Regions from separate parts of the Homo sapiens genome. Here regions 2, 3, 4 and 5 are each linked to region 1. Evidence: chromatin loops called from intact Hi-C (ENCODE). Cell type or tissue: PC-3. All regions are shown on one strand. Each heading gives the region's core, and the rest is flanking DNA. Links, peaks and the distances in the headings are about the cores only. Region 1 overlaps ST7 (suppression of tumorigenicity 7). Region 2 has its middle 31 kb from the start of TES. Region 3 overlaps ST7 (suppression of tumorigenicity 7). Region 4 has its middle 23 kb from the start of ST7. Region 5 overlaps ST7 (suppression of tumorigenicity 7).

The links. A loop is a pair of places that touch in the nucleus more often than their neighbours do. Peaks named below come from ENCODE experiments on the same cell type or tissue, not always from the same donor. Only the 100,000 strongest peaks of a DNase experiment are listed, where the experiment ranks them.
Region 2: a loop joins it to region 1, with 3 times the contacts of the local background. A loop is called at or near these places in 19 of 110 quality-filtered maps.
Region 3: it touches region 1 in a loop (11-fold over the local background); 105 of 110 quality-filtered maps call a loop at or near these places.
Region 4: it touches region 1 in a loop (8-fold over the local background); 96 of 110 quality-filtered maps call a loop at or near these places.
Region 5: it touches region 1 in a loop (2.7-fold over the local background); 11 of 110 quality-filtered maps call a loop at or near these places.

What each region holds. Positions count from the first base shown.
Region 1 is chr7:117,116,335-117,122,307 of GRCh38, forward strand. ST7 (suppression of tumorigenicity 7) reads left to right here. Exons shown (of 16, transcript NM_001369598.1): 3 at 3,227-3,386. ST7-AS2 (ST7 antisense RNA 2) reads right to left here. Exons shown (of 5, transcript NR_109981.1): 3 at 2,017-2,119; 4 at 1,567-1,649. Among named protein-coding and RNA genes, the nearest start is that of ST7-AS2, 26 kb to the right of the region's middle. In PC-3, for the core only: a CTCF peak has its summit at 3,314 (motif pointing left); a DNase peak (open chromatin) is centred at 3,327; H3K27ac peaks cover 360 bases.
Region 2 is chr7:116,176,758-116,182,730 of GRCh38, forward strand. No RefSeq gene overlaps it. Among named protein-coding and RNA genes, the nearest start is that of TES, 31 kb to the right of the region's middle. In PC-3, for the core only: a CTCF peak has its summit at 3,653 (motif pointing right); a DNase peak (open chromatin) is centred at 3,674.
Region 3 is chr7:116,984,931-116,990,903 of GRCh38, forward strand. All of the region lies in intron 1 of ST7 (suppression of tumorigenicity 7), which reads left to right. Among named protein-coding and RNA genes, the nearest start is that of MIR6132, 32 kb to the right of the region's middle. In PC-3, for the core only: a CTCF peak has its summit at 3,656 (motif pointing right); a DNase peak (open chromatin) is centred at 2,111; H3K27ac peaks cover 1,153 bases.
Region 4 is chr7:116,927,698-116,933,670 of GRCh38, forward strand. No RefSeq gene overlaps it. Among named protein-coding and RNA genes, the nearest start is that of ST7, 23 kb to the right of the region's middle. RefSeq lists a silencer at 1,198-1,492. In PC-3, for the core only: a CTCF peak has its summit at 2,908 (motif pointing right); a DNase peak (open chromatin) is centred at 2,944; H3K4me3 peaks cover 786 bases.
Region 5 is chr7:117,006,297-117,012,269 of GRCh38, forward strand. All of the region lies in intron 1 of ST7 (suppression of tumorigenicity 7), which reads left to right. Among named protein-coding and RNA genes, the nearest start is that of MIR6132, 11 kb to the right of the region's middle. RefSeq lists an enhancer at 4,710-4,789 and a silencer at 5,780-5,829. In PC-3, for the core only: no CTCF peak of the experiment used is centred there; DNase peaks (open chromatin) are centred at 3,085 and 4,255; H3K27ac peaks cover 1,535 bases.

The DNA of each region.
Region 1 (5,973 bases), core at 522-5,521:
TTTGTTTATGAGAGCTTTGCTGTTTACATTGTAGGTATGCACCAGGGAAAAGAATTCAAAGTGACACCAAATATGTGCGCATTAAATAACACCATCTGCCCATTTGGATCTGTGCAGCTCTTTTAAAATACTGTGAGGTGCTCGCCCAAAGCCTGACATATTTCAGGATAAGGGAAAGATTTTTATGTTAAGACCCTACATGAAGACACTGTTTGAAGTTTCAGAAGGCTTTGAGTTCTTCCCTTCTTTCTTTCCTAGTTGTTCATTCAATATTTATTAGAAGGACGGGGTCCTTTTTTATTCTAGTGCCCCCTGTACACAGCAGAGGTCCATCTTTATACTTATGTTCTCTGTACACAGCAGGGGCTGTACTATTGCAGTGATATGACAGACCTGAGAAGGCCCTCCTTTTCCTCCCCAAGCAGCTGCATGAATAACCCAGTCTTTACTGAGGTCTATTATTACTGCATTAGAAATACTGGGTAGAAGGTCTATCACCTATTACAAAGCAAATGTCCAGTTAATATGAGTCATTTTTTACCTTAGGATGAATAATCTGGTCCCATTTGATAGACTACTACTTCTGAATTGGTTTTTATAACTAGGAAAGCACAGAGGGACAGTGTCAGAGGGCACTTGGAAGTAAAGATTTGAAAAAAGGAATGATAGGCTACATCTGTCTGTTTATACGAAGCAAGGGAGCTATAAAGTCTTGATAGAGGGCCTTGGTAAGATAGTGACAGAGAGTAGGGGCTTTAGGCTAAGTGACTATTTAATTAGCTCTGTGACTTTGGTCAGGTCATTGTAACTTGATGGGTAGTTCTCATTCTGCATCTGTAAGTGGACTCTACATAGTCCTTTAAGGTCCTTTTTAGCGCTGACACTTTATGATTCTGCTGGAAGAACTGAGAAATCTGAAGAAACCCAGGGTTTGTGTGTGTGTGATGGGTACAGGCATGCCAGGAGCCTGTGAGAGGTATTATGGATCTGTGACATAGACTTGTAGTGGCAGGGGCTAAGTCTGTAATCCTGGAGCACCGCTTGTGATTGGTGTGGAACATGTAGTGCTGTGTGATGGAATCAATGAACTAAGGACTGGCAGGTGCTCCAGCAGCACAATATAGAAAGCAGAAAAATGACTTGGGGCACAGAATTTTCTGGGTCCTTTGGAGTCTTCTCTTCTAATAAATGCAAAGCCATGAATCTATTGAGGGCCTTGTTGAGTGGTCAGGATTGTACAGTGAGCAGTACCCTTCATCATGATGATTTACAGTACTTTCTACCAACTGTCTAGTAACAGGCAAAATGCTGTAGTAACCTGAATTATAGACTGGCATAAAGTGGGGTGCCTCATGGCAGCATGTGAGGTGTGCTGCCCATGGGAGGGATGTGCATCATTAACATAGTAAATGGCAGCTTTGCTATTACTTTTGAAAACCAACTGCAGCAGGCACCGACTTAGGTGTTTTACATGGGGTTAGTATGAAAATTCAGGACCCTTGAGATAAATAACAAATATGATTTCCACTTACAGTTGAAGAAACCGACGTTCAGATAATAACTCACCTGGGGTTATAGACTCCCTTCTAGATCCATGGTGTGTAAATTTATCATTCCTGAGCTTTCTTCTTTTATGCAAAATCCCATTCCTAGTCATTCCAAATGTTACAGATTAGTCTTGTCCTTTCTTAACTTGATAGTATATTCCCCCGTCTCTGCCCAGAGAAAATACTTGGATGTTTTAACATGTGATAATTCACGATAGGTTGAGCACTTTAAAAATTTGAAAATCTGAAATCTTAAGTGCTCCAAAATCTGAAACTTTTTGAGTGCTGACCTGACACTCAAAGGAAGTGCTCATAGGAGCATTTTGGATTTTGGATTTTTGGATTAGGGATGCTCAGCCAGTGTGATACACATATTCCAAAATCTGAAAATATTCAAAATCCAAAACATTTCTGGTTCCAAGCATTTCATGTAAGGGATACTCAACCTATAGTCAAAAAGAGTAACTACCTGGGATTAAATCAAGGTGTCCTGTTATAGGATTGGAAACATTTCGTTTGATTAATACTTCCTTCTGGTCATTCATAAATGTTCCTTATATCTTTTTAGAAATCTTTAATAGAACAAAACAGGGAAAACATCAGTTTTAAAATTATATCCCAAAGTCCATTCCAGGGTAGATAATCTTGTTTTTATGGAATAAGTAAGGGTAAAGGTAATTCTATGTTAATTGCACATTTTATGTTATAAAAATGTAGCTATCCTATGAGACTCTGGGATATGATTGATTCTTAAATTTCTTCTGTGGAATGATTTGTGACTGCCTAAGGAAACCCCCAGTCAGGGAGGAGAGAAAAAGATGTGGGGGAGAACCGCTTTGAGCAGTGGTAGGAAGTGTTCACTGTAGAGAGGCAGAGATCCCAGGTAAGAAGGGTTGGGGGAGGTCACTTGCTTTTCCAGTGCTTAGGAGGTCCTGACTTCAGTCTAATCATGTAAGCATCATTGTTCTTTCATTACTGAAAGTTACTTCTTTTCCCTTTTGTAATTCACAGTACATAACAATTAGTAGGCTTGTGAACTAGGAAACATTAATGGTGTACAACAGATGCTTGTGTTTATAGAGCACTTCTCTGCAAGTGGAATAATGCTGAACCTCAGTGGCTGGGTGCTATCCATGTGGGAAACGGGATACAGCTCATTCTTTTGTTCTGTAAAACCAGTATTTCCTTAAGGAGGTCTTACCAAGCACCCCCACTCCTTCCTGCCCCGCCCCTACCCCGATTTTGCTCTTAAGCATTTTACAGAGGTATGGTTTTTATCAGAATATAAAGTGCAAAGAACTGGAATATTTCATAAGCCGTATTTCAAAAACTGACTTATTTATATACATTTCTGGAATTGTCTTTCAGCTATGGTGATTTTGTTATTTGAATATTATATATAAATTTGGAGAAAAATTATATTGAGCAGTTCTTAACAGTGTTCTTTTATCCATGATTGATGTTATAGTTTTTTGAAACCAGTATTAAGCAGAGAAAACCACACTGAGAATTTTAAATGTTATTATTAAATTTACTAAAATCTAATTTTTAGAATAAACAGTTTTTGAAATAAAATATACTTAAGGTGGAATTAGTAAATGTAACATGTTTTATGGGCATGTGTACAGAAGTCGTAAATGATAACAGTGACCATAAACACGCTTATTTTTCTGTTCTAGATATTTGAATGGTGGTATTTTCGCAAATACGGAACTTCATTCATTGAACAAGTCTCAGTAAGCCACTTGCGCCCCCTTCTGGGAGGGGTTGACAACAACTCTTCCAACAATTCTAATTCCAGTAACGGGGACTCAGATTCCAATAGGCAAAGTGTCTCAGGTATGGAATTTCCTTCAGTTTGCAATATTATTTGCTTACTGTTACTAAATTATTATTGTTACTCATACTAAGAGATTAAGAATGTTGTTATTTAAACATTAGGCTTCAGAGAAAAATGCAGATCATTTTCCCATGGAGTTGACAACCTGTATCAGAGAGGGAGGGTATAAACATCCTAGGGAAAGGAAATGCTTATCTTATTAATTTTACCCTCCTTTTTTTTTTTATGTGAGAGTCTTGCTCTGTCACCCAGGCTGGAGTGCAGTGGCATGATCTTGGCTCACTGCAGTCTTCACCTCTTATGCTCGGGTGATCCTCCTACCTCTCAGCCTAGCAAGTAGCTGAGACCACAGGTGTGCACCACCATGCCTGGCTAATTTTTGTATCTTTTGTAGAGTGGGCTTTCGCTATGTTGTCTAGACTGGTCTCAAACTCCTGGGCTCAAGTAATCTGCCCGCCTTGGCCTCCCAAAGTGCTGGGACTACGGGTGTGAGCCACTGTGCCGAGCTAATGTTATTTTTTCCCATTTGACTTAACCAATGGTCATTTAGGTCAGTGTTCCCAACCTGATGCTATAGCTTCCTTGTCCATAGTTTCTCAGACCACAGTGAATAGATTCATTTTCTTCTATGATAATTGCAGAATCTTGTGTCTAACTAGATCTGATCACATCACTCCTCTGCTTAAAAGGTATCATTGGTTCCCATTCCACTGAAGATAAGGCCCAGGTTCCAGATTCCTTAGCACAGCATGAGCTGCTTGGCAACTTTGGCTTCTGTCACAATCCAGTCCCTTTCCCATATGTCCTGTTTTCTAGTCACATGAAGCCAGTTTTTATTTCTTGAACATGCCATGTTTCTCATGACGCTCTGCCTACAAGTCTCCCTTTTCCCTTATTCATCCATCCAAATCACTATCCAAATCAAATGTCACCTCCTGGGAAGCCTTCTCTGATAGTCTGTACACTATCTCTCTACTTCTGTTAATCTTTAATATTTTTACCTTTAGCAACACATCAAATTACATTGTAATTTTTAAGGTATGGCTTTATTGTAGTATCTCTAGCATCTTGCAGTGTCTACTATTTCTTTGAAACAAAGCTGCTGTTACAGCACTAAGAATAGCATCAACATTTATATAAAGAATAAGGCTTAATCAAGGCATCCACTAAGAGAGACAGCAAAATAACAGGGACAATGGGAAGGGTATGAACTCTTCATTGCATTGAGAAATGATATCAAGAGATTTAGATCAAGTAGAGAGAGAAGGGAAACTTCAATGAAAATATAAATGTATTCACTATAAAAAATGATCTCTAATGAGGATGGTTTCTGTTTTCAATTTGTTAATTTTCTACAATGTTCTTTGTCATTCAAAGGCTATAGTGACTCAAGTCAGACAAGAGCACAATTAATCTGTGGGATATTCACAGCACCTGCAAAGTGGTAGCAGTTATCCACCACTGCTCATGCCTGGTGACTGAATGATCAAGATTCCTCATTAGAATAATAAACAGCATTTATTATACTAGCTGGATAAAGTAATGTTTTGCTTTGGTGAGGTCTCTTTTCCTTTCAGAGAGTGGATGAGTTTACAAAGTCTCAGACAATTTTGTTACCTGGCTGAGCAATGCCATCTTTTATATGTGTACCCTTTAGGATAAAATAAATTGTGCCAAGAGGTGTCCAGTACTACTCATAGCTGGCTGGCAGAGTCTATTAAAAGAGTATTGACTTAAAATCTGGAACAAAATTTATGTATACACTAATCCTTGATAATTATAACCTGGTTAGACAGTTATGAAATGTGGATGGGTTATTCTAGAGAGGAAGAAAAAAACCTAATGTGGCTTTTTAAATTTCTTCTTTATCCTTCATGTTTTAGAACTGGTGGCTCTCTCCTTAAAGGGGCAAACTACTTTTCCCAGCTTAGGTCAGGATCTCCTCCTTTGTTTTCCTTAGATTTGTATGTTTTCCTCATGCAACCAGAGCACTTACCACTTTGTCTCCTTCAATAGACAGAGTTTTCCATGGGGATAAGAACTTTGCCTTTAAAAAAATCATATTCTTAAAAACCTATACAAGACCAGGTTCATAAGAAGTACTTAGAAAATGTTTACTGAGGTGACAAAGAGACTGAGCTAGGAAATTCTTCCCACCTGTTTTATAAGAGGAGAAAGTACAGGCCTTGCATGCACTCATGCATTGATTCATTGAGTTTCAAAGAAATAGGATGCTACAAGAAGCTAGAAATAAAGCCGTGCCTTAAAAATTATAATGCAATTTTGTAAGTGTTGCTAAAGGTAAAAATATTAAAGATTAATGGAAGTAGAGAGATAGTGTACAGACTATCAGAGAAGGCTTCCCAGGAGGTGACATTTGATTTGGATAGTGATTTGGATGGATGAATAAGGGAAAAGGGAGACTTGTAGGCAGAGCATCATGAGAAACATGGCATGTTCGAGAAATAAAAATTGGCTTCATGTGACTAGAAAACAGGACATATGGGAAAGGGACTGGATTGTGACAGAAGCCAAAGTTGCCAAGTAGCTCATGCTGTGCTAAGGAATCTGGAACCTGGGCCTTAT
Region 2 (5,973 bases), core at 606-5,605, 940 kb before region 1:
TTCTTCTACGAGTAGCCACTTAGTTTATGCCTTTAAAGCAAAACATATGCCTTAAAGGTCAGAGAGATAAGTAATACTCTTCAAGTACCAAAGTTAATCAGAACAATTCAGTATTCAAATGCTCGTATTTACTTACATTTTCAAATAGATGTTATTATTCTCAGTTTATAGGTGAGGGCACTGAAGCTCAGAAAACTATTTTGCTTGAGATCTCAAACCTATTAAGTGTGAATACTAAAATAAAGCCCTAGGATTTTTATTCTAAGTTAGTGGTCTTCCCACCCGTCCAGAGCTACTTCTTTAAGACAATAATACAGGGCATGCTGATCTCAGTGGAGGCCAGTCTTATGAATACCGACAGCTAAAGAATGTGCCCAGGGGTTTAAGGCAACATTCCCTACACCAAAACATGCCTCTCACTGCCTAATATTATTTCTTCATCCTTTGACTCAGGTCAGGAGGAATTTAACTGAGGTGAAAGAAATAACAATGTTTGCCTTTATCAGTGACGGATATCAACATCATGAAGCTTTTTTACCATACTTATGTCTACATCCCTCCATTACCCTTGCCCCTACAAATCCAGATTCCATATATCTGAGGTAGGACTAGCACATGTGTATATTGAAAAAATTCCCCAGAGGATTCTAAAGTACTGTTCTAATTTAAGAACGGCCTCATAAAGATTTCTTGATACATAGCTGGAAGCAAATAGACATGCAGTAAATTTTATTTTTCCTTTAAAATAAATGTATGATCAACCCTGTGTCAGGCGCTCTATCAGGCAGTGGGAACATATCAATGAACGAGTCAGGTACGGCCATTGCTTTCATGAAACTTGTATCTCATTTTGTTGCAGTGTAACAATTAATTCTATTCTATCCATAAGAGAGTCAAGTATTAAAAGATAATAGGGAAGATGACAAAAAGGAAAACAAAGATAAATCATCCATACTTTAAATTTTAGGAAAGTTAACAGTAACTAAAAAGAAGCAAAATAAATATTAAGGCTTGAGAAATAGAGATATATTGATGTTAAAAAGTAAAGTCATGCATTACATAACGACAGGAGTATGTTCTGAGAAATGCATCCTTAGGTGATTTCATCATGTGATCATAGAGTCCACTAACACAAACCTAGATGGGTTAGCCTACTACACACCTAGGCTATACGGTATAGCCTATTGCTCCTAGACTACAAACCTGTACAGCATGTTATTGCGCTGAATACTGTAGGCAACTGCGAAACAATGACAAGTTTTTGTGTGTCTAAACATACATAAAGATGGAAAAGGTACAGTAAAAATACGGTTTAAAAGAAAAAAAAAGGTACACCTGTATAGGGCAGCTCCATCATAATCTTATAGGACCACCATTATATATGTAGCTCCTCTTTGATTGAAACGCCATTATGTGGTGTGTGACTGCAATATTCTAGCTAAATCCAGCTTATCCAAGCAGTAACTCAACAGACTTGCAGTAACCTATTCTAGATATTATTAAAACACAAACACTAGGCAGGGCGCCGTGGCTCATGCCTGTAATCCCAGCACTTTGGGACGCCGAGGCGTGCAGATCACGAGGTCAGGAGATCGAGACCATCCTGGCTAACACAATGAAACCCCGTCTCTACTACAAATACAAAAAATTGGCTGGGCGCGGTGGCTCATGCCTGTAATCCCAGCACTTTGGGAGGCCGAGGTGGGTGGATCACCTGAGGTCCGGAGTTCGAGACCAGCCTGACCAACATGGAGAAATCCCGTCTCTACTAAAAATACAAAATTAGCCAGGCATGGTGGCGCATGCCTGTAATCCCAGCTACTCCGGAGGCTGAGCCAGGAGAATGGCTTGAACCCGGGAGGCGGAGGTTGCTTTCACTCAGGAGGCTGAGGCAGGAGAATGGGGTGAACCCAGGAGGTGGAGCTTGCAGTGAGCCGAGACCGCGCCACTGCACTCCAGCCTGGGCAACAGAGCGAGACTCTGTCTCAAATACAAAAATAAATAAATAAATTCATTAATTAATTTTTAAAAAATTAAAAATAAAACACAAACACTGAAGAGAAGAAGCTTAGAATAAGGGAGGAAAGCATAATGATATAAAATTAAGTAAAGTAATATTTAGTTTGCTCAGAGGGAATAAACATCTTGTGAGAGAAAAAAATTAATGAGGTTCTTGGAAGTATTTCTCTATCTCTTAGACAATTGGTAATTATCATGAAATACTACTAGTCATTAACATAGAAAACTGGGCTAGACAGAGACCTAAGAGTTATACACCCATGATTAACTTTGATTGGAGAAAACCAATTGCAATGTATGAGATCTCCTTTAATACTACTTCCTTTAATTCCATGTCTTCCCCTTCCTGCCACCTCAATTTCCACCATTTAATTTGGCACATGATGCCTCTCATAATCTGGTCTCTCAGATCTCACTACCCCAAATTTTCGACGGCCCTTACCCACTATATGACCAGTGATCCGGTAGTGCCAAACTACTTTTAGTTTCTCAAGTAAGCTATCATCTTTGATGGCCATTTGTTTTGCATATTTTCTTCCCTCTGCTTAGAACAGTCTTACCATTACCTCGAAAAAGAAATCAGACTATATTAGTTTGCGAGGGCCACCATAATGAAGTACCACAGACTGGGTAACTTAACATAAATTTTCTCAGAGTTCTGGAGGCTAGAAGTCCAACATAAACAAGTCAGCACAGTTGATTTCTTCTATGGGGTCTCTCATTGGCTTGTAAATGGCTGTTTTCCTGTGTTTTCACATATTTCCTCTGTCCATGTCTGTGTCCAAATTTCTTCTTCTCATAAGGACACCATTCATATGAAATTAGGGCCTACCCTACTCACCTCACTTTAACTTATCTCTTTAAAGACAATATCTCAGAATACAGACACATTCAAGGTTACTGAATGCTATGACTTCAATATATGAATTTGGGGGGAGAGTAAAATTCAGATTATAACAGACAAATTCTTACTGTCTACAATACAGCTTTATAGTAATTTCTTCTAAGAGTTCTTCATCTTGAATCTTTCCATCTCAGTCTGAGTTAGGTCTCCTTCCTCAGAACTTCCAAAGCACTACCTGTATTCCTCTATCACATTAAAGGATATGTTTTCTCACTCTGCTCTAAGATGTGACTTTCTTTTCCTTATCCCAGCACCTACCCCTGTGCCTCACACCTGGTAAGTGTGCCATACTCTTTGTACCTTGAAGTATAAGCCCTCTAGCCTGGCTGTATTGTGATAGTATTTCATTGGATAGGAAATATAGAATTAGAAAACATAGACAATTAGTGCCTTTTTGTAATGTTGAGTTTAAGAGATATCTATATATAGAAATAAGTAGCAAGGAAGTGGAAATACAGGCATGAAACTCAACGGAGAAAACCATGCTGAAAGTATGATTTGGTGAATGGGTATGATCACTCAGGGAACATGTATAAATGAGAATAGCATGGAAAAATCTTTAAAGAATAACAAATTTTTGAAACAGCAGGAGAAAGAATAGAAATGTCAGAGAAGCAAAAGGAGGCTAAGAGAGAATAGTTTCTCTTCCCATTGATACTATTTTCCATACTAGCATCAAACTTTGCAGTGAGCTGTTTATCCTTTATATTGCCACCAGGGGTCTCCAACAACTTCTGCAATGCCTGACAGAACTCAAAGTATCTTATAGCTGTCTTTACAAGGGCTTTGGCAACAATAACATTCCTTGAGAAAGAAGACCAGGTAGGTGCCTCAAAACAGTGTTAGATATCCTTGACTGAGCTGAAGTCCGGAGGAGTCCTTTAAGTTACTCTTGGTCTGCAGCTTACTGACCACCAGGTAGTCTCTTGTACTGGCAACTTTGTCACACAATGAATCACTGAGACATACTCTCCCTATCAAGAATTGAGACTGGTTGTTCACCTACGACACAATGAAGCCCAATACATAGATTGCATAAGGTTTGATGAGCACCCAGAGCAGACTGAAAAGAACTGGATGTTCTGAAGAAAAAAATTAAATCATGTAATAGGGACTCTATTATTTTGATTCTAGAAATTATCTATCTTCAAAAAAAAAAAGATGAGAAAAAAATGTTTTAAGTCTATCTCCTAGAATAAAGAAAAATAAGATTAGGCTGAATAAAGCTGACATTTATTTCTTAAACTTTTTCCTTTTTCTAATTATTCCTGCAGACAACTGCAATTAACTTTTATATATATATGTACTTTCATATTAAATGTTTAGAATTTTCACTAACATGGAAACGTTTAGTACAGAAAAGTAAAGATTGAACAATATTACTCATAGACCTCCTACCTCATTAACATTTTGCATATTTGTTTCTTCCATATATGTTTTGTCTCGATGTGTCCGGAATTGGTGGGTTCTTGGTCTCACTGCCTTCAAGAATGAAGCCGTGGACCCTCGCGGTGAGTGTTACACTTCTTAAAGGCGGAGTATCCGGAGTTTGTTCTTTCTGTTGTTCAGATGTGTTCGGAGTTTCTTCCTTCTGGTTTGTTCGTGGTGTCGCTGGCTCAGAAGCGAAGCTGCACACCTTCGCGGTCAGCGTTACAGCTCTCAAGGCGGTGCGTCTGGAGTTGTTCGTTTCTTCCAGTGGGTTCTTGGTCTCACTGGCTTCAGGAGCGAAGCTGCAGACCTTTGCCGTGAGTGTTACAGGCCCGTAAAGGCAGTGTGGACTCAAAAGAGTCAACAGCAGCAAGATTTATTGCAAAGAGCAAAAAAACAAAGCTTCCACAGTGTGGAAGCCGGACCCCACCTAGTTTCCACTGCTGGCTGGGGCAGCCTGTTTTTATTCTCTTATCTGGCCTCAACCACATCCTGCTGATTGGTCCATTTTACAGAGAGCTGATTGGTCTGTTTTACAGAGAGCTGACTGGTCTGTTTCGACAGGGTGCTGATTGGTGCATTTACAATCCCTGAGCTAGACACAAAAGTTCTCCATGTCCCCACCAGATTAACTAGATACAGAGTGTGGATTGGTGCATTCACAAACCCTGAGCTAGACACAGGGTGCTGATTGGTGTGTTTACAAACCTTGAGCTAGATACAGAGTGCTGATTGGTGTATTTACAATCCCTTAGCTAGACATAAAGATTCTCCAAGTCCCCACCAGACTCAGGAGCCCAGCTGGCTTCACCCAGTGGATCCCGCACTGGGGCTGCAGGCGGAGCTGCCTGCCAGTCCTGCGTCGTGTGCCCGCACTGCTCTGCCCTTGGGCGGTTGATGGGACCGGGCGCCCTGGAGCAGGGGGCGGCGCTCCTCGGGGAGGCTGCGGCCGCGCAGGAGCCCACGGGGGTGGGGGGAGGCAGGGAGGGTCAGGCATGGCCGGCTGCAGGTCCCAAGCCCTGCCCTGCAGAGAGGCAGCTAAGGCCAGTGAGAAATCGAGCGCAGCAGCTGCTGGCCCAGGTGCTAAGTCCCTCACTGCCCCGGGCCTGCGGGGCCCGCCAAGCCCACGCCCACCCGGAACTAGCGCTGGCCCGCAAGCGCCGTGCGCAGCCCCGGTTCCAACCGCGCCTCTCCCTCCACACCTCCCCGCAAGCTGAGGGAGCCGGCTCCGGCCTTGGCCAGCCCAGAAAGGGGTTCTCACAGTGCAGCAGCGGGCTGAAGGGCTCCTCAAGCGCGGCCAGAGTGGGCGCCAAGGCGGAGGAGGCGCCGAGAGCAAGCGAGGGCTGCTAGCATGCTGTCACCTCTTACTGAGCCATTATAAAATAAATTACAAACATTATACTTCAAACTAATCCCTTTAGCATACATTTCCAGAAAATAAGTGTTCTCTTACCTATTAGCAGTGCTGTTATAACATCTGACAAATTTAGAGAACTTCTTAATGTTATATATTTACCAGGCCACATTTAAATATTGCCACTTCCCTCCACAAAATGTATTATAGGCTTTTTAAAATAAGTTTTTAAACCAAGATTTAGTCAAATACCATGCATTGTCTTTGA
Region 3 (5,973 bases), core at 590-5,589, 130 kb before region 1:
ACTGCCCATGATTTGGATTTTGGCAGGTAATTTAGCTGTACCATCAATGGTAACTGTTTATCCAGAGTAATTCTTTCTACCACTAGATGGTGCTTGTCCATATATTTGTGAGGCTCTCCTATATAAAGTTACATAATTTGGGGTAAAACACATCTTGTTGACCTTTGAGAATTGTATAGTGGTATTGATACTCATGTTCACCTTGTTGATGAGATGTTTTTAAGGGTAAAATTTAGGGTAGGATTTGATGAAAATTTAAAAGTTTGGATCACTTTGTTTACCCATAGCATTCCCAAGTCCTAAGTATAAGATATTTACTAAAAAAATGATGAGATGGGAAGAATTAATGTGGGTAATATGGTATTCGTATTTTTGAAATGTGTGCGAAATTGGACCTAGGCTAGTTCATGAATTTGTTAGAAGTATCAAGATAATTAAGCAACCTGTAGGCCCACATAATTTCCTCTTGATTTTTCAATATGAACAGAAAAGCTTAGCAGACATTTCACACTCAAATGTACTAGTAGTGGATAGTCAACATCACATACAACTCAGAGTATGCATCATTTGAAGTATGGTGACATCAAAAAATATAAAGCAATTTTTGTTTTACTTTCTGAACAAATTCAACAAGCAAATTCAACGTGCCTCACATGGGGCTACAGAGATGAGACATAGTCCCTTCTTTCATGAAGTTAGGAATAATTAATTGTGTTTGACTGAGGTTAGCTGGTATAATAGAGATTGTGTGGGATCAGAGGAAAAGGTGATCAGAATTTGTGTTATGCAACTATTTTAGATGAGCTGTGAGGAAATCCCTGCTAGAGATTTGCTACTCTGTGCTTTCCACAAATAGCTGACATAGCCAGTTTGGAAATAAATACTTTGGTGATTTATTTTATTTTACTTTATTTCATTTTGAGACAGAGTCTCGCTCTGTTGCTGAGGCTGGAGTGTAGTAGCATGATCTTGGCTCATTGCAACCTCCGCCTCCCAGGTTCAAGCGACTCTTATGTCGCAGCCTCGCAAGTAGCTGGGATTACAGGCATGCACCACCATGCCTGGCTAATATTTGTATTTTTAGTACAGATGAGGTTTTGCCATGTTGGCCAGGCTGGTCTCAAACTCCTGACCTCCAGTGATCTACCCACCTTGGCCTCCCAAAGTGCTGGGACTACAGATGTGAGCCACCACGCCCAGCGTGATAATTTTAATTTTCAGAATTTCTCAACACTAAGAGCATTCTGGGTTGTGTGAGTAGAGTCTATTTTAGTTGAAAGTGGGATGATTCTGCTGTTTCATTCTAACTGTAAGTGGAAAGGAGGGGAGGAGATGGGACTGGTGGTGAATTGAGAGTTGAGGGGTACTGAAGCAGAGTCAATGAGTTGAGAGGTGGTGGTCATGTAGGATAAGGGGTTTTATTTGTAAGCAACAGAAACTGACTCTATTTTAAGGAAAAGTGAAAAATTTTCAGAATCTAATAAAAAGCTGAAAAATTCAGTTTCAGAAAGGACAAAATCAAGAGCATTTTCAGGGATTTAGGTAGTAGGAAATAATAAATCATTTTCTGAGAATGCCACTGTAAGAATAAATGGATTCCAGCTGCTTCAGTTTTTTTCTTTTATTATTTAAAAAAATCACTGATAAATACCATATTCTTTGCAGACAGCATAAGTACCAATCCCAGTTGACATCAGATGAAATGGGGAAGGCTAGTGTGAGGGAAAAGAGGAGCAGGTTTTGGCGGAAAGACTAGTTTTGGATGTCAGTGGAAGAGATTCAAATATTCAAATTGAGATATTGGGTAGGTAGTTGGATATGTGAGTCTGGAGGTAGAGAGAGAGAGATTTCAGATAGGTGGTATTTAAAGTCATGGGATTAGATATGGTTACTAAAGAAGTGAGTATACATGAGAGTCCTTAAATTGCATGGTGGGGCTTTCCAACCCAAAGAGGATGGGAGGAAGAAGAACCGGCAAAGGAGACTGAGAAGGATGATTAAGAACTTCTGCTGCTGGGCCTTTAAGTGAGAATTCATGTGTGTGTTCAAATTCTCTGAGCCCTTTCACATAGTCTGCCTATCCACATTCTTAATCTCCAACCTTTGTGCTACCAATCCTTCAGTCCAGCTTTTTCAGCAGGACATTAGACATTGCTCAGGAATTTATATAGATTCTGATCCTATGGCTTTTCTTCTGGCAGACAAAGTAAGAAGATGTATTATTTGAAGACTCTCTCTTCTTCATTATTCTCAGTCACCCCAAAGAAGAGCTATAAGCAGTAAATGAGTACTGGCATGTCACATAGAGCCATCAAAATGGGCTGGGTATTTTTCATCTTTAAGTATCTAACTGGGTTCTGGGTGAGTCCCCATGAACTGGTATATGTTTGAGGCACAGGAGTAGACTTACTGGGTGTGCACATCCTATTATGCAACGTCCTGGGCCTTTGGGCCTGCTGTGGCATCACTGGCTTGGCTGTTCAAGGCTGCAGCAAGAAAACTGCTCCTCTTTTGACGTTCTTTGCCTAGTCCCAGATTCTTGTCACTAAAAATTGGCCTCTGATTTGGTTCCTGACTCTGCATCACACCCTGAACTTCAGACATACTGATTTTCCATGAGATTGCTCTTGGCACCAGTCCCTTCACTTATATTGGCCACATTTCTTCAGAGTAATTTCTGACCTTTTTATTGGCTTAGATACCTCAAAGGAAAGAAACCTATTATCAGGGGCTTCTCTTGTTCACGTCTGGCATCAGTCTCTCTTTGGTACCAGAAATCACCCACTGTGAATAAACCTTTTTTCTTCTTTTGACACGGAGTCTCACTCTGTTCCCCAGGCTGGAGTGCAATGGGGCAATCTCGGCTCACTGCAACCTTGGCCTTCCAGGTTCAAGCAATTCTCCTGCCTCAGCCTCCCGAGTAGCTGGGATTACAGACGCCTACCACCATGCCCGACTACTAATTTTTGTGTTTTTGGTAGAGACAGGGTTTTGCCATGTTGGCCAGGCTGATCTCGAACTCCTGACCTCAAGTAGTCCACCTGCATTGGCCTTCCAAAGTGCTGGGATTACAGGCGTGAGCCACTGCACCCAGCCCACCTTTTCTTATTTTCCAAAAATTTTCTAGCCAGTCCTAATATAATGAATCATTTTTCTCCTTTGCTAGTTCAGGAGTACTGGCTGAACTAGTTAAATTAACCCCTATTATGACTTGTAAAAATCCAAACTGCTTGAAACATTTATATAATTCTATAGGAGGCCTCCTATTTTCCTGAATCAGCCCATATCTCAGCTACATTAGTTGCTTTGATGAACTTGGAGGTCAGAGTGTTTACGTGGATCTCTTTGGAGTAATGTTGGTAGAAAATTAGGTTTTGAGTTTACCCACTTTTATAAAATGGAATGTTTATTGATATTTTTAAAATGACACTGAGGGATATTTTCTCTTCTGCTTTCTTTCATTAAACTGGTTCGCTTGAAGCCAATATTTTAGCAGTCTGCTGCATTTAGTTTTTACTGTATTTTTCAGAGAGTCCTTTAACATTGTTATATACAGATTTCATAGTCATTTATTTTTAAATTTTATTATAAAGCTAATTCATCTTTGCAGACCAGTGTATTTTAATAATATTATGATCACTAGAGGGCACTCTTTAAAAGATAAAGCAGATTTTTTTCATTTCTCGATTTTTGAAATCTATGTGATCATAGCTATTGAAATAATTGAAGGTAGTGATTAAAATGATTGTTGTGTTCTGATTAAATATGGAAGCATAAATCATAATCTATAAAGGATACCGAAAATACTTTAAATAATCAACCAAATACAGGAATGGAGATGTTGTTACTTGAATTGACTATCCAACTTGCCTCAGACTGAACTTCCAAAATGCACACTTTTAACATGACAGACTTGGACACTAATGCTGTGAAACATATATATATTTTTAAAATTCAGCAAATAGCAAATACCTACTGAGGGTTTATGATGCTCTAGGCTCCCTAGAGGACACAAAAATGATTTAGATACAACCCTTGTCCACAGCGAATGTATGATCTAGCATAGAGGTATCCAACAGAAATATGATATACAAGCCACACATGAGCCACATATGAAATTCTAGAAGACACATTAACAAAGAGAAACAGATAAAATCAATTTTTGTACTGCCTTTTATATAACCCCATATATTCAAGATATTATCATTTCAAAATGTATTGAATATAAAAATTATTAATGAGATATTTACAGGTTGTTTTTGGTATTGAGTCTGAAATGCAGTGTGTACTTTACATTTCTAGCACATCTTCCCTTGCATTGGCCACATTTCAAGTGCTCAGTAGCCATATGTAGCTCGTGCTACCCTTTTGGACAGTGCAGCTCTGGGTCCCTTCACAGCTGTGGAGCTCACCTTTTTCACTAGGCTGCATCCTGGAGATTTAGGTAATAGCCTGTCAATCTTCATTGAGGTATCATTTATATATGAAGAAATTCACCCATTGTAGTGTGCAATTCTGTTACCCCCTCTCTTTTAAACAGCATCTGTTCTTATTCCAAGGATATAACATCTTATCTCTCTGAGTTTTTTTTTTTTGTTTTGTTGGTTGTTTTTGTCAGTATTTTGTTAGAAATTTTCCTCAAATGAGGCTGTAATCCCAGCACTTTGGGAGGCTGAGGTGGGAGGATTGCTTGAGTCCGGGAGTTTGAGACCAGCATGGGCAACATAGTGAGACCCCCATCTCTAAAAAAATTTTTTAATTAGCTGGGCATGGTGACATGTACCTGTAGTCCTAGCTGCTCAGGAGGCTGAGGTGGGAGGATCATTTGAGCCCAGGAGTTCAAGGTTACAGTGAAGTTTGATTGTGCCAGTGCACTCTAGCCTAGGTGACAGAGTGATACCCTCTCTCCAAAAAAAAATTTTTTTTTCCTTGTGTCTGGTGATCCTTGATTGATAGAAAACCATATGTATGTGTGTGTGTTATGTGGCATAGATTGGTGATTAACCATGTTTTTGTTTGTTTGTTTTTGAGACAGAGTCTCGCTCTGTTGCCCAGGCTGGAGTGCAGTGGCACGATCTCGGCTCACTGCATCCTCTGCCTCCCGGGTTCAAGTGATTCTCCTGCCTCAGCCTCCTGAGTAGCTGGGACTACACATGCCACCACACCCGGCTAATTTTTTGTATTTTTAGTAGAGATGGGGTTTCACCATGTTAGCCAGGATTATCTCAATCTCTGGACCTTGTGATCCACCTGCCTTGGCCTCCCAAAGTGCTGAGATTACAGGTGTGAGCCACCACGCCCGGCCGGTGATTAACCTTTGATTTCTCTGTAGAGTGAGTGAGTAAGTGAATGAGTAAAAATGAGTAATTTCTCCTTCAGCTTTCCTCTTTATCCTGCTTGGACCGTTTTCTTTCTATTCTGGGTAAACTCATTCCTTTTACTTTTGACTAGCTCTGCTTGTGCCTAGGAATCAATCCCCTTCCTCTAAGGGGTTAGTGTTGTTTTGTTTTGTTCTGTTGTATGCACACAGGGGAAACAACATTTTAAAAAATGTTATAATGGTCCAGGTTGTTATAATTCCACTGAAAAAAATAAAAGATGGTAGAAGTTAGGTGGATTACTTTCTCTTTGTGATATAATTTGCAGTATACAAGCATAGGTTGAACTATCTATTCTGTGTACTTTCCTTTAGAAAGCTGCATACCCATACTCTTTTCAGGTTTCTAATTAAATGTCACCTTCTAAGTTCAGCTTTCCATGACCCTTTAAAATTGTAAATCCCCTTCCATACCCATCTATATACCTGGCACTGACTGTTCCTTTTTCTTGCTTTGTTACTATTTTTTAGTTGCACTTACCATTATCTGACACACCATATACTTTACTAATGTCTTTCCCTCCCCAAAATGAGAATGGAAAATTTAAAAAGTAGACTTTAAAATTAATGTAACATTCATACAGAAAAGAGCAGAT
Region 4 (5,973 bases), core at 554-5,553, 190 kb before region 1:
TAGGCCATGATAAAACATTGAAATTATTGCCTCAAGTAAGTAGATTGACATGACAATAGGAAAGATGGCAGGGAAGACTCAGAATGGAAGAAAGGAATTAGCAGCCATACTGAACTCCTCCTCTCTTGTCTGGGTTATTTGAGGAGACATTTGAGCCCAGCAGAACTTCTTACAACTTCAAATTTTGCAAGGATTGCCCTGCTGGGTGCAGTGGCTCACACCTGTAATCCCAGCACTTTGGGAGGCCGAGGCAGGCAGATTACTTGAGGTCAGGAGTTTAAGACCAGCCTGACAAACATGGCAAAATTCCATCTCTACTAAAAATACAAAAAAATTAGCCAGGCGTGGTGGCGTGCACCTGTAATCCCATCTACTCAGGAGGCTGAGGCAGGAGAATCACTTGAACTGGGAGGTGGAGATTAAATGAGCAGAGTTAGCTACACTCCAGCCTGGGCAACAGAGCGAGACTCCATCTCAAAAAAATAAAAAAATAAAAATGTTTCCAAGTCCACTGAACTGGACTGTCAAGATCCTTCTTTCTCTCACTTGTAATTTGTGGACTGTAGGTCCAAAGTGATAACATTACCCAGGAGAAGGTTAAAGGTAGAGATGAGAATAAGTGTATTGCCCTTCCCCCAAGCCCACTGTCATAGAAAATATATTCATTTTCTATTGCTGTATAACAAGTGGTCACAAAGTTAGGTCTTAAAATAATGCAACCTTATTATCTCACAGTTCTCATGGGTTCAGGCACATGTCAGCTGTGTCCTCTGTTCATGGTTCCGCGAGGCTGAAATCAAGGTGATGTCTGAGGCTGCAATCTCATCTGAGGCTTGGATTCCTCTTCCAAGCTTATGTGGTTGTTGGCAGTTCCTTGTGAATTGAATTTTGGAATAGAGCAATTATGTAATGTGTTAGCCAAACTGCAATATTTTTGAGAGAATGGAGAGCTCTTAATTATTACATTGAAATAACAGGTGTAAATAGGAACTATTCTGGACAAACTGCTATGTGTGGCCACCCTAATCAACAACAGTGAACTCTGAAAGCTGTGCAGCCCCAGTCATAGCCAGGAAAGATAATGGACAATGAAGAACCTTCCCTGGGAATGACGCACAAGGAGTTTTCCTCAGAGAGCGGAATCAGGGGCTACCTCATGAACTAAGCCATAAAACCACTACCAGAGTAGGGAAACCTTGTTTCATTTCTGAATTGCAATTATTCTGTTCCTACGTTGTATATTAAGAGTGTTAGGGCACTTAACATCTTCTAATTTATAGTTTGCTGGACGATGAGATGCATTTGTTTTTGGTGATGAGAATTGTGTATTCACCCTGCTATCTTGGACTTGGAGCTGACTGTAGTGAGGGATGGGTCCTTGGGGGGGGGGTAAATATACTACTCTGTGTGTAACTAGAAGGATGTGTTCACATAAATCAAAGGCGGTAATCTGTGGTGGAAATTGGTGGTTGCCCCTTCAATATTTATTTTTAGTTATGTGACTAAGTTCTGGCTAATGGGATAAATGAAAGCGTTGTAGGGCAACTCCTGGGATTTGCCCTCAGGGTCAGAACCTGTGTACTCCCCTTTTATTCTCTCTTCCTCCATCCTGCTCTTTGAAACTCTGATGCCACCGTCTTGAGCCATCAGGTCTAGGCACAAATGGAACTGAACACTCTCCCTCACACTTTGAAACACAATACCAGCTCAAATCATGTACCTGGCTTTTTACCTGAGAAACAAACTTCTATCTTGTTTAAGCCTCTGCTATTTTGTTTGTTGTCATCTGCAGCTTAACCTAATCTTAAAACTTAGATCCTCAGCCAGGAGCGGTGGCTCATGCCTGTAATCCCAGTACTTCGGGAGGCTGAGGCGGGCGGATCATGAGGTCAGGAGTTCGAGATCAGCCTGGCCTGGCCAGCATAGTGAAACCACATCTCTACTAAAAATACAAAAAACTTAGCCGGGCGTGGCAGCAGGCACCTGTAATCCCAGCTACTTGGGAGGCTGAGGCAAGGAGAATCGCTTGAACCTGGGAGGTTGCAGTGAGCGGAGATTGCGCCACTGCACTCCAGCCCGGGCAACAGTGCGAGACGCCGTCTCAAAAAAAAAAAAAAAACTTAGGTGCTCACTCTGCACCTCATCCTGTCTGATATTTAAAAAAAAAAAAAAAAATCATATGGGCTTGAAGATCTGGCCAAACCAAATAGTGAACATTTTGGAACTAATAATGAGTTACAGAAAAACCTTCCTGTAAAGTCAACAAAACTCAGAAATCATAAAGGAAAAGACTGACAGATTTTTCCTCCCCACACATTTAATATATTCTGGCCACAGAATATGTTAAATATTCTACAGAAGAATATTCATGGGAGAGCCCCTTAGAAATGGTTGCAAACTTTTTTTCTCTCTCCATCTGCTCGCGCTCTGTCTCTCTCTGGAATCTCGCTTTGTTGCCAGGCTGGAGTGCAGTGGCACGATCATAGCTCACTGCAGCCTCAAATTCCTGGGTTCAAGTGATCGTCCTGCCTCAGCCTCCTGAGTAGCTAGGACTACAGACTCGCGCCACCACACCCGGCTATTTTTATTTTTCACAGAGACAGGGTCTCGCCATGTTGCCCAGGCTGGTCTCAAACCCCTGGGTTCAAGCAATCCTCCCTCCCTGGCCTCCCAAAGTGCTGGGATTGCAGGTGTGAGCCGTCGCACCAGGCCTGCCTTTTATCTTTTAATTTTGTGTTTGGCATCTTTTGTGTTCAGAGATGTTATCATTATGTGTCTCGCTTAGTGTTTAAAAATTCTGCTTAAAAGGGAAAATGGTTTGTGTTTCTGAGCATGTGTTTGAGTGGGATGAGATCCTGTTTCCGAAATTAACGACAGGAATGGACAAGACTGCAGTTTCCAAGAGGCGCCAGCAGGTGGCACTGTTCCCATTTCAAGCTAATCGCAGTATAGGTAGATGCCGCGCGGAGAAACGAGTCCAGGACATCCTGTGTCCCATCCCTTGGAGCATCTCCGCTGCTCAAGGTTCGGCTATTACTCAGCAGAAGGGCACTGCTGGTCTGGAAAAGAAACTTTAGGAAGCGGAAATAGTGATAAGTTAGGGTATTTATTACCGGCTAACACTTGTAGAAAAGTTTGACTATATTCAAGCCAAGAACACAAGGATTCTTGGCTGTCTTTGAAGTTAGGGACTCATCTGCAAATGTGAAGCGAGCTATGATCTCTTTTCTCAGAAAAGTGCATTCGTGTCTGCACATTGCCATTTTTCTCTCTGTCTTCTCTCACAACACGCAGTCTTCATACAATTAGAGTTCATGGCCCCTATAATCCACTATCTCTTGACCTGAATAATGTTCACAGATTTCACACAAAAAAACTGTTTCAGACCTCCACTGTTAAATTATTTTCAGCACAACTCGTCTTTTAACAAACTTTCCTCCAACTCTTCCTGGTTGCAGACACTATTCTAGGTACTTGATAAACACAGCAGTGAATTAGACAGTGAAAAGGGCCTTAGTCACTAGAGAGAGAGAGAGAGGCACTACATAAGTCAACAACAGCAAAAAATGCCAGATAGGGATAAAGGTATAAAGAAAATAGGGTAAAGTCCTCTGTAAAGAGATGGCATGAAAACCAAGATGAGAAGGAAGCAGGAGTCAGAAAACGCGGGGGACAGTATTCCCCACAAGGAACCAGCTTCTGCAAAGGCCGAGGCGGCGGTGGGCTTGGCTGAATCAGCCAGAACTCTTGGCATTTCTCTCAATTCCTTTCTTTCTTTCACTAACCACATTCAATTGACAGCGAGTTCTGTCCATTTTACTTCCAAAATACATCTCAAGTAAGTCCACTTCTCTCTATTCCTAGTGCTATCACCCTAATACAAACTGCCTAGACTGTGGGAATAATCTAACTTTTTTGTTCATTTGTTCGGCATCTACTCTCATTTCCCTCCAATCCATTTCCTATCTAGTTACAGAGGAGTGATTTTGATTTTTATTTAATTATTTTATTTCTTTTTCTTTTCTTTTTTTTTTTTTTTTTTTTTTTTTTTTTGAGGCAGAGTCTCGCTCTGTTGCCCAGGCTGGAGTGCAGTGGTGCAATCTCGGCTCACTGCAACCTCCGCCTCACGGGTTCAAGCGATTCTCCTGCTTCAGCCTCCCGAGTAGCTGGGATTACCTCCATGCACCACCACGCCAGGCTAATTTTTACAAAATAGAGGAGGTTTCGTCACATTGGCCAGGCTGGTCTCAAACTCCTGGCCTGAAGCGATCCACCCACCTTGGCCTCCCAAAGTGCTGGGATTACAGGCCTGAGCCACCGCTCTGGCCTAAGAGTATCTTTTTATAATGCAAGTCTTGTCGTTTTCCTTTCCTGCTTAAAACCCCTCACATCCTTGCTAATGAGGTCTCTAAATGGCCTTCTCAGGGTAAAGGTAGAAAGAATGGCAGATAAAACAAGACAGCTGGCTGATGTGGAGGGTCCTGCCCCTTCCCCCTTACTCTTGTGCACTCAGTTGCACTTTCAGCACCTAACAGTGGCTTAAACTAGGGTCAACAATCTATGTATGGCCCATGGGCCAAATTCGCAAAGATTCTCACCTTGACCGAACTCTCTAGTTAGAATTTTTTGAGCTCTCTTTCTTTTTTCTTTTCTTTCTTTCTTTTTTTTTTTTTTTCTATTTGAGACAGAGTCTTACTCTGTCGCTTAGGCATGAGTGCAGTGGCGCCATCTCGGCTCACTGCAGCCTCCACCTACTGGGTTCAAGCGATTCTCCTGCCTCAGTCTCTCGAGCAGCTGGGATTACAGGCATGTGCCACCACGCCCAGCTTAAGTTTTGTATTTTAGTAGACATGGGGTTTCACCATGTTGGCCGGACTGGTCTCAAACTTGGTGATCCACCTGCATTGGCCCCCCAGAGTGCTGGGATTACAGGCGTGAGCCACTCCGCCCGGCCTGAGCTCTTTTTCAGCTAGGCCTCAACCTTTGGGCTCCCATGTTTATCTCTGTATTGTCCAGTTTTAGCAAGAATCCTGCTAAGTCGGTTTAGCCAGAATCCTTTACCTCTGATGTTGCCTCTTAGTAATTTTTCCATCTGACCCGCATCCTGCTCCTTGGCTAAAAATTTCCACTTGTCTTTGTTGTGTTCAAAGTTGAGCTCAATCTCTCTCCCCCACCGCAAAACCCCATTGCAGTGGCCCCTACAACTGATCCCAATGGTAAGTCTATCTTACCTTCTTTAACAAGTGTCATGAATGACTTTTCTTTTAACAAAATCCAGCCTATTGCCTGTTTTCATACAGCTGGAAAGCTAAGAACGATTTTTACATCACTACATGGTTGAATAAATAACAAGATGAATAACACCTAATAAAGTGCATTAAAGTATGCCATTCACTACTCTAAAGTTTTGCACTTGTTAGCTCATTTTATCATTATAATTCTGTGAAGTAGGTATTATTACTCATTTTATAGATGAACTTTGAAACTGATGCTCCAAAAATTGGCCGGGCGTGGTGGCTCATGCCTGTAATCCTAGCACTTTGGGAGGCCGAGGTGGGTGGATTGCCTGAGCTCAGGAGTTCGAGGCCAGCCTGGCCAACATGGTGAAACCCTGTCTCTACTAAAAATACAAAAAATTAGCTAGGCATGGTGGGGCGTGCCTGTAATCCCAGCTACTCGGGAGGCTGATGCATGAGAATTGCTTGAACCCGGCAGGCAGAGATTGCAGTGAGCTGAGATGGTGCCATTGCACTGCAGCCTGGGTGACAAGCAAGACTTTGTCTCAAAAAAAAAAAAAAGGTGAATTAAGTAGTAGTTCAGCTGGAAAGCTGGGATTCAAACTCAAGGAGCCTTAATTTCGAGCCTATTCTCCCCACATGAAAAGGTATCCAGCACTATGAAGACAGGTATGTGAGTGGCAAAAGAGAGATGTGGGCAACAGATGGTGCTGAGTTCCCAAGAGGGAAGATCACT
Region 5 (5,973 bases), core at 284-5,283, 110 kb before region 1:
CCATCCTTGTGTTTTCAGAATGCTATCACCAGTCAGTAGCAGTGTAGCATGACTACCTATTCTGAATGGTTTGTACCCTTTCTTAGACTTCAGGAGTTGCTTTCTACTCAAGCTAGTTCAATTGTTGACTCAACAAGCATTGCTAGGCATTAGATGTAACAGCACAATGTTTATTCCTTCTTTATATTTTTATGTCTTTTTATTCACAATTAAAATTTGTATAAGCTTTGCATAATTGCCATTTAAAGTTAATATTTTTCAACAAATGTAAGAACAGAAATATACCTAATTCCTACCAAACTTTTATAATTAGTTTAGCCAGTTATTCTGACCCTAACCATATAGAGGCACACCTTGTTTTGATGCACTTTGCTTTATTCTGCCTTGCAGATACTGCACTTCTTATAAATTGAAGGTTTGTGGCAACCCTGCATTGAGCATCTGTCGTGCCATTTTTCCAATGGCACATGCTCACTTCATGTCTCTGACTCACATTTTGGTAATTCTTACAATATTTCAAACCTTTTCATTATTATATCTGTTATGGTGAGCTGTGATCAGTGATCTTTGATGTTAGTATTGTAGTTGTTTTGGGGTGCCGCAAACCACATCCATATAAGACAGAGAGCTTAATTGATAAGTGTGTGTGTTCTGGCTGCTCCATTGACCTACCCTTCTCTAGTTTCTCTCCCTCTCTTTCGACCTTCCTAATCCCTGAGACACAATATTGAAATTAGGCCAATTAATAACCCTACAGTGACTTATAAGTGTTCAAGTGAAAGGAAGAGTCATATGCCTCTCACTTTAAATCAAAAGCTAGAAATGATTAAGCTTAATGACGAAGGCATGTCAAAAGCTGACATAGGCCAGAAGCTAGGCCTCTTGTGCCAGTTAGCCAAGATATGGATGCGAGGGAAAAATTCTTGAAGGAAATGTAAAGTGCTACTCCAATGAACACACAAATGTAACAGAATGAAACAGCTTTATTGCTTATATGGAGAAAGTTAGAGTGGTCTGATAGAAAATCAAACCAGCCATAACATTCCCTTAAGCCGAAGTCTAATTTAGAGCAAGGAACTCTCTTTAATTTCTTCAGGGGTTCTATGAAGGCTGAGAGAGGTGAGGAAGCTGCAGAGGAACGCTTTGAAGCTAGCAGAGGTTGGTTTATTTGGTTTAGTGAAAGAAGCCATCTGCATAACATAAAAGTGCAAGGTAAAGTACAAGTGTTAATGTAGAAGCTGCAGCAAATTATCAAGAAGGTCTAGCTGAGATACCTGATGAAGGTGGCTACACTCAACAACAGATTTTCAGTGTAGGTGAAAACAGTGTTATATTGGAGGAAGATGCCATCTAGGCCTTTCATAGCTGGAGAGAAGTCAATGCCTGGCTTCAAAGCTTCACAGGACAGGCTGACTGTCTTCTTAGGAGCTCATGCTCACATTGCCATGCAACCAGTCTTCAGAATTCTTTTCATTTTACGAAACTGAAGTTCTGTACCCATTAAACAACTCCCCATTTTCTTCTTCCTCCTGCCTCTGGCAATCACCATTCTACTTTCTGTCTCTATGAATTTGAAGTCTATAGTTGCACAGGCACAAATGTCTGTCTCTAGAAACATTTTCCAAGTAATACACTTCACTACATTTTCTCTTAGAATCACCTATATCTGTGTTAAAACTGTAAGAATCTGTGTTAAAATTTTAAGAATGTAGCAGTTGTCTTGATTAGAAATATATTTTCAATAGCCTTTCAAAAAACCAGAGACAAAAAAGCAGAGAGGAAATTATCTGCTTCTTATCTGAAGGCTAATGACAAAAAAAGTCATCCATGTGAACTTTAATAGAAATCTGCCGAAACCCTTAATGAGGTAGGTATCATGATCAGCGTAACTCATTACAGAATTGTTGTATTTTAGAGCTAGAAAAAAACCTCAGAAATAATTTTAAGTTCTTCATTTCATAAATGAAGTGATACTGTTGTGAAATGTCTAACCAAATTAATTAACTGTGCAGTTAGGATTGTAGTCTGTTTCTTGTTTCTCAAGAATTCCCTTTCAGCAATTGTTGGTGAACAGGGTCAGATTTTCTCAGACAAACTAGCTATTACTTGTGTTCTACACTATGAGTATGTTTTATAGAAAGTTTTCCTGGCTTATAATATAATTGAAGAGACTTGGAAATCTTAGCCCATGATTTCCATTTTTATATAATCTTCAAGGGCTAGAGATGTATGTGGATTGGAGGTATGTGGTTTTCCTTATCTGGGAAAGTAGTTGACAATTTCTCAGAAATTGAGCATTTATCACCAGTTCTAATGTGATAGGGAATGAGGTATTGTTCATAGTATCATCAGAAATGAAGGGAATTGGGATGAAACTTTTCTTGAATTTCTGACCCTGATGCAATCAGGCAGTTGTTGATGGATTCCATTATCTTCGTGAGTCTTGTCAATGGCAGAGACCTAATTGAAGATTAGAGCTCTTGCAGAGAAAGGTCAAATCAACCACAGTAAATATTGTTGAACAGGGTTTGGCAAACTGTAGCCCATGGGCTGCCTGTTTCTGTGAGATTTATAAGCTAACTTTTTTTTTAACATTTTTAAATCGCTGAAAAATTTTCAAAAGAATACGTCATGATATGTGAACATTACAAGAAATTTAATTTCAAAGTTTATAAATAAAGTTTTATTGGAACATGGCTACATTAATTTATGTATTGTTTATGACTATTTTTGCACTGAAACAATAGAGTAGTTGTGACAGAGAACAGATGGTCCCACAAAATCTAAACTGTTTACTATTTGGCCCTTTATAAAAAGGATTTGCCAGCTCCTGCTAGAAAACATTGAGAATGATTTGTTTTGTAGTACCATGGAAATTTGTGATCTTCTTTGCTTACCTAGAACTGCAGCTGTATGCTACAGCTAAGAAATTCCTTAAAGAACTTCTCCACTTTTTTTTTGTTTTTTTTTTTTTGTTTTTGGCCTCTGGGACAACCCACACTAGTCCATTCATGACTATTTTTTATGACTTTCTTTGCTTATTTTCCAGTGGTTCCTTTTGCCAATCATGTGAACAGACCAAAACCACACAGGAAGGTCTGTGGTTTGCCTAAAGAAGCTTTTCTACAGAGGGATATGTCTGGCTTGGGTACCTCCCTGTTTGTTGTACAAACCTATAGTTTGATTCTGATCATTACACTAGAGCTTTGATTCAAATGTATATAAAATGACCATCACTGTCAGGATGTAAAATGAATAAGCATATTTATTGTTGGATTCATATTTGTAGGACGAAAATCTTAATCTTTCTTATTTTTATCAGGCATTTTAGTAACTTTAGTAATGTTTCTCATGACTGCTAATTATACATCAAGATTAATTGCTATATTTTTTTTTAATTGGCTAACCTTAAACACATAAACCCAATGTCCTTTTTTATAGTCATCTTCTGATAGAGTTAAAACATCAGTGATAGGGAGACCACACAGCACCTCTTATAAAAGTTATTTACCTCCTTTTTCCAGCTGTGGTTACTTGATTTTAGTTCTCTTGAGGCCACTGTAAGAAGGGAGTGGCCCTACAACCATGTAAGAGATCTGTGCTTTGCAGCCACTGAGAACCGGGGATCCTGCCACTATTGCCACCATCCTTTTAAAGCATAACAACAAACAGGTGTTGTGTATCCAGAAAGAGCCCTTATCTGAAGGTTTGGAGTTTGGTTAAGCAGATCTTTTATTATGTTTTACTCATGCGTTTGGTCATAATTATGCTTTTGTGCTCAATAAGGATGATTGTTATCTGTGAAAGTAACTGACAATTTCTCAGAACCATTGCCTTGGTTCTAGGTTCTAGGTAGCTAGTAACTAGTCTGGTTAGTGCCATGGAGAATGTGGAGCACTGGTCTGGGTCATGATATTGAGTTGAGTAGCTGAATTCTCTCCTCACTTCATAGGGTAGTTCTTTTATCTGGTTAGTGCTAGATGCTCATCTGTCTTAGCTTACTTAAATTTTGAGGTCTTGGGAGTAGAGCCCAGTAATGGGAGGAGCTGGGCATACGCTCTAGGAATCTTCTGCATCCAGATAATCCTTTTTTTAGTGGAGTCTTCTCACATTTTGGGATAGGCCATGAGGTAGACTTGGGGCTCAGTAAGCAAAGCCAATGAGGATGACAAAACATGAAAAGGAAATGCTGATGCAGATGCAGGCTGGAGTGGGTGGTAAGAGGCCTGGGAGAGCAGCAAGATGAGATATCTTAGATAATGTTTGTTCTGACTTAGTAATAAGGTGAAATTGGGATGTGACATAACCTTAAGGCATTTTGACTTAGCTCTCACATGTTGGTGAGAATTGAGACTAGAGGGAAAACCCCCTATTTTCATTTCTGAAATGCAGAAAAATAGAGTGAACATTTATAATCCAACCCTGGTATTTTAAAACATGTGTAATAACAAAGTCGGTTATTGTATAATTTGGAAATGCGATGTAAGATATTATGATAAAGCTGTGATTTTCTGATTTAAGAGGGAAGAGTGAAGTGGAAGCCATGCTCGTTCTCCTCTGAGGAGGGTAGAGGACCGTGGACTCGCGTGGCAGGCACTAGTCCAGGGAGGGAAGCCATGAAAGAGAAAGAGAGGAGAGCTATGTCTCAGCCCCTGAGCTGTCCTCTATGAAAAGCTTCACACTCTGTGTCCAGCTGTCTCAATCAAGTCCTGGAAGAATGGTCTCCTTCAGAAGCTTTATTGCTGGCACCCAGGCCACATTGTCCTAAGAGGTGTGACCCACCAGGTCATGAGCCATGAACCCTCTAGTAGGCAGATCCTCCAACAGTTTAAGTATTTTGTGTGTGTGTGTGTGTGTTAATGTGTGTGTGTGTATCTGTCTACTTACCACCAGGCTGAGTTACTGGGGGTCTGCCTAGAAAGGAACAGTGTCCCTGTAAACAGGAGGAGGCTCCCCAGAACATCAGCATCCAACATAAACACGCTGAATTAGGACAATACATCCTGGCTCCTTTGAGGAGGGGCTGTTCCCAAAGCCCTGGCAGGATAGAAGAGGGGACAGTGGGGGCTAGAAAAGGAGTAGGTATCAGCAGGAGTTACTTGAGTTTTCTCCTCTGACTGTAATTGGTTTAAAGTAGAGTCCAAGATTATTAAAGTTGGACTAGATCTTAGGGATTTTCCAGTTCCACCTCCTCATTTTACCAGTGAAGGAACAGATACATACAGGGGTTCTAGAATTTATCTTAGATCAGAGAGGTAATGAGTGGCCGTGTTGGCTAGACTCCAGGTCTCTTGATTCAGTAATGATTCTTTCTCCAACCTGGATCACGAAGGGTTAAATTGTAGCAGGACTCTGGGATGGGATTCAGGGGTGCCAAATGCTATAAGTACAACCCACTGCTGTCTCAGGAAATTGTGGTTAGGATAGTGGTCCCTAGAACAGGTGACCCGAGAAGAACTTCTGACTTAGGTGAACGTTATACGTTTTGGAGAGGACTATGATGTGATTGTTTGGGAAGGGGGCATCTAGGCATATCAGCAAGTCTCACTTGCTGAGAGTGAGATGGAGATAGAGAAAATTCTTTGAGAGGTGGGTGGAGGGATCTAGTTGAAGGCTCTCCTGTTGAGCTTTGAATTTATAGTCAGTGTTTATAGAGTCTAGGCAAGTAGTATCTACTGTGACATTTGGAGAACTGAAAAGTAGAGTGGGATTTAGTGGTTACTGAGTGTGCCTTGGGTAGGACAGGTCCTTTTATGGTTGTAGCTTTCTGCACTTGAGTACTTATTTCTGCTTTACTGGCTAATGCCACTCTCATTTTAAGCTATCACAATGACTAAACATTATCCCTTTCATTCTGATTCTCTGTTCAATTTTTTCATATGTTGGAATTGATCATAGAATATAGAAAGAATTTTTATGAATTCGGAACTGAACTGTTTGGCCCACTGTAGATTTGGTTTTATTGGAAAGAAC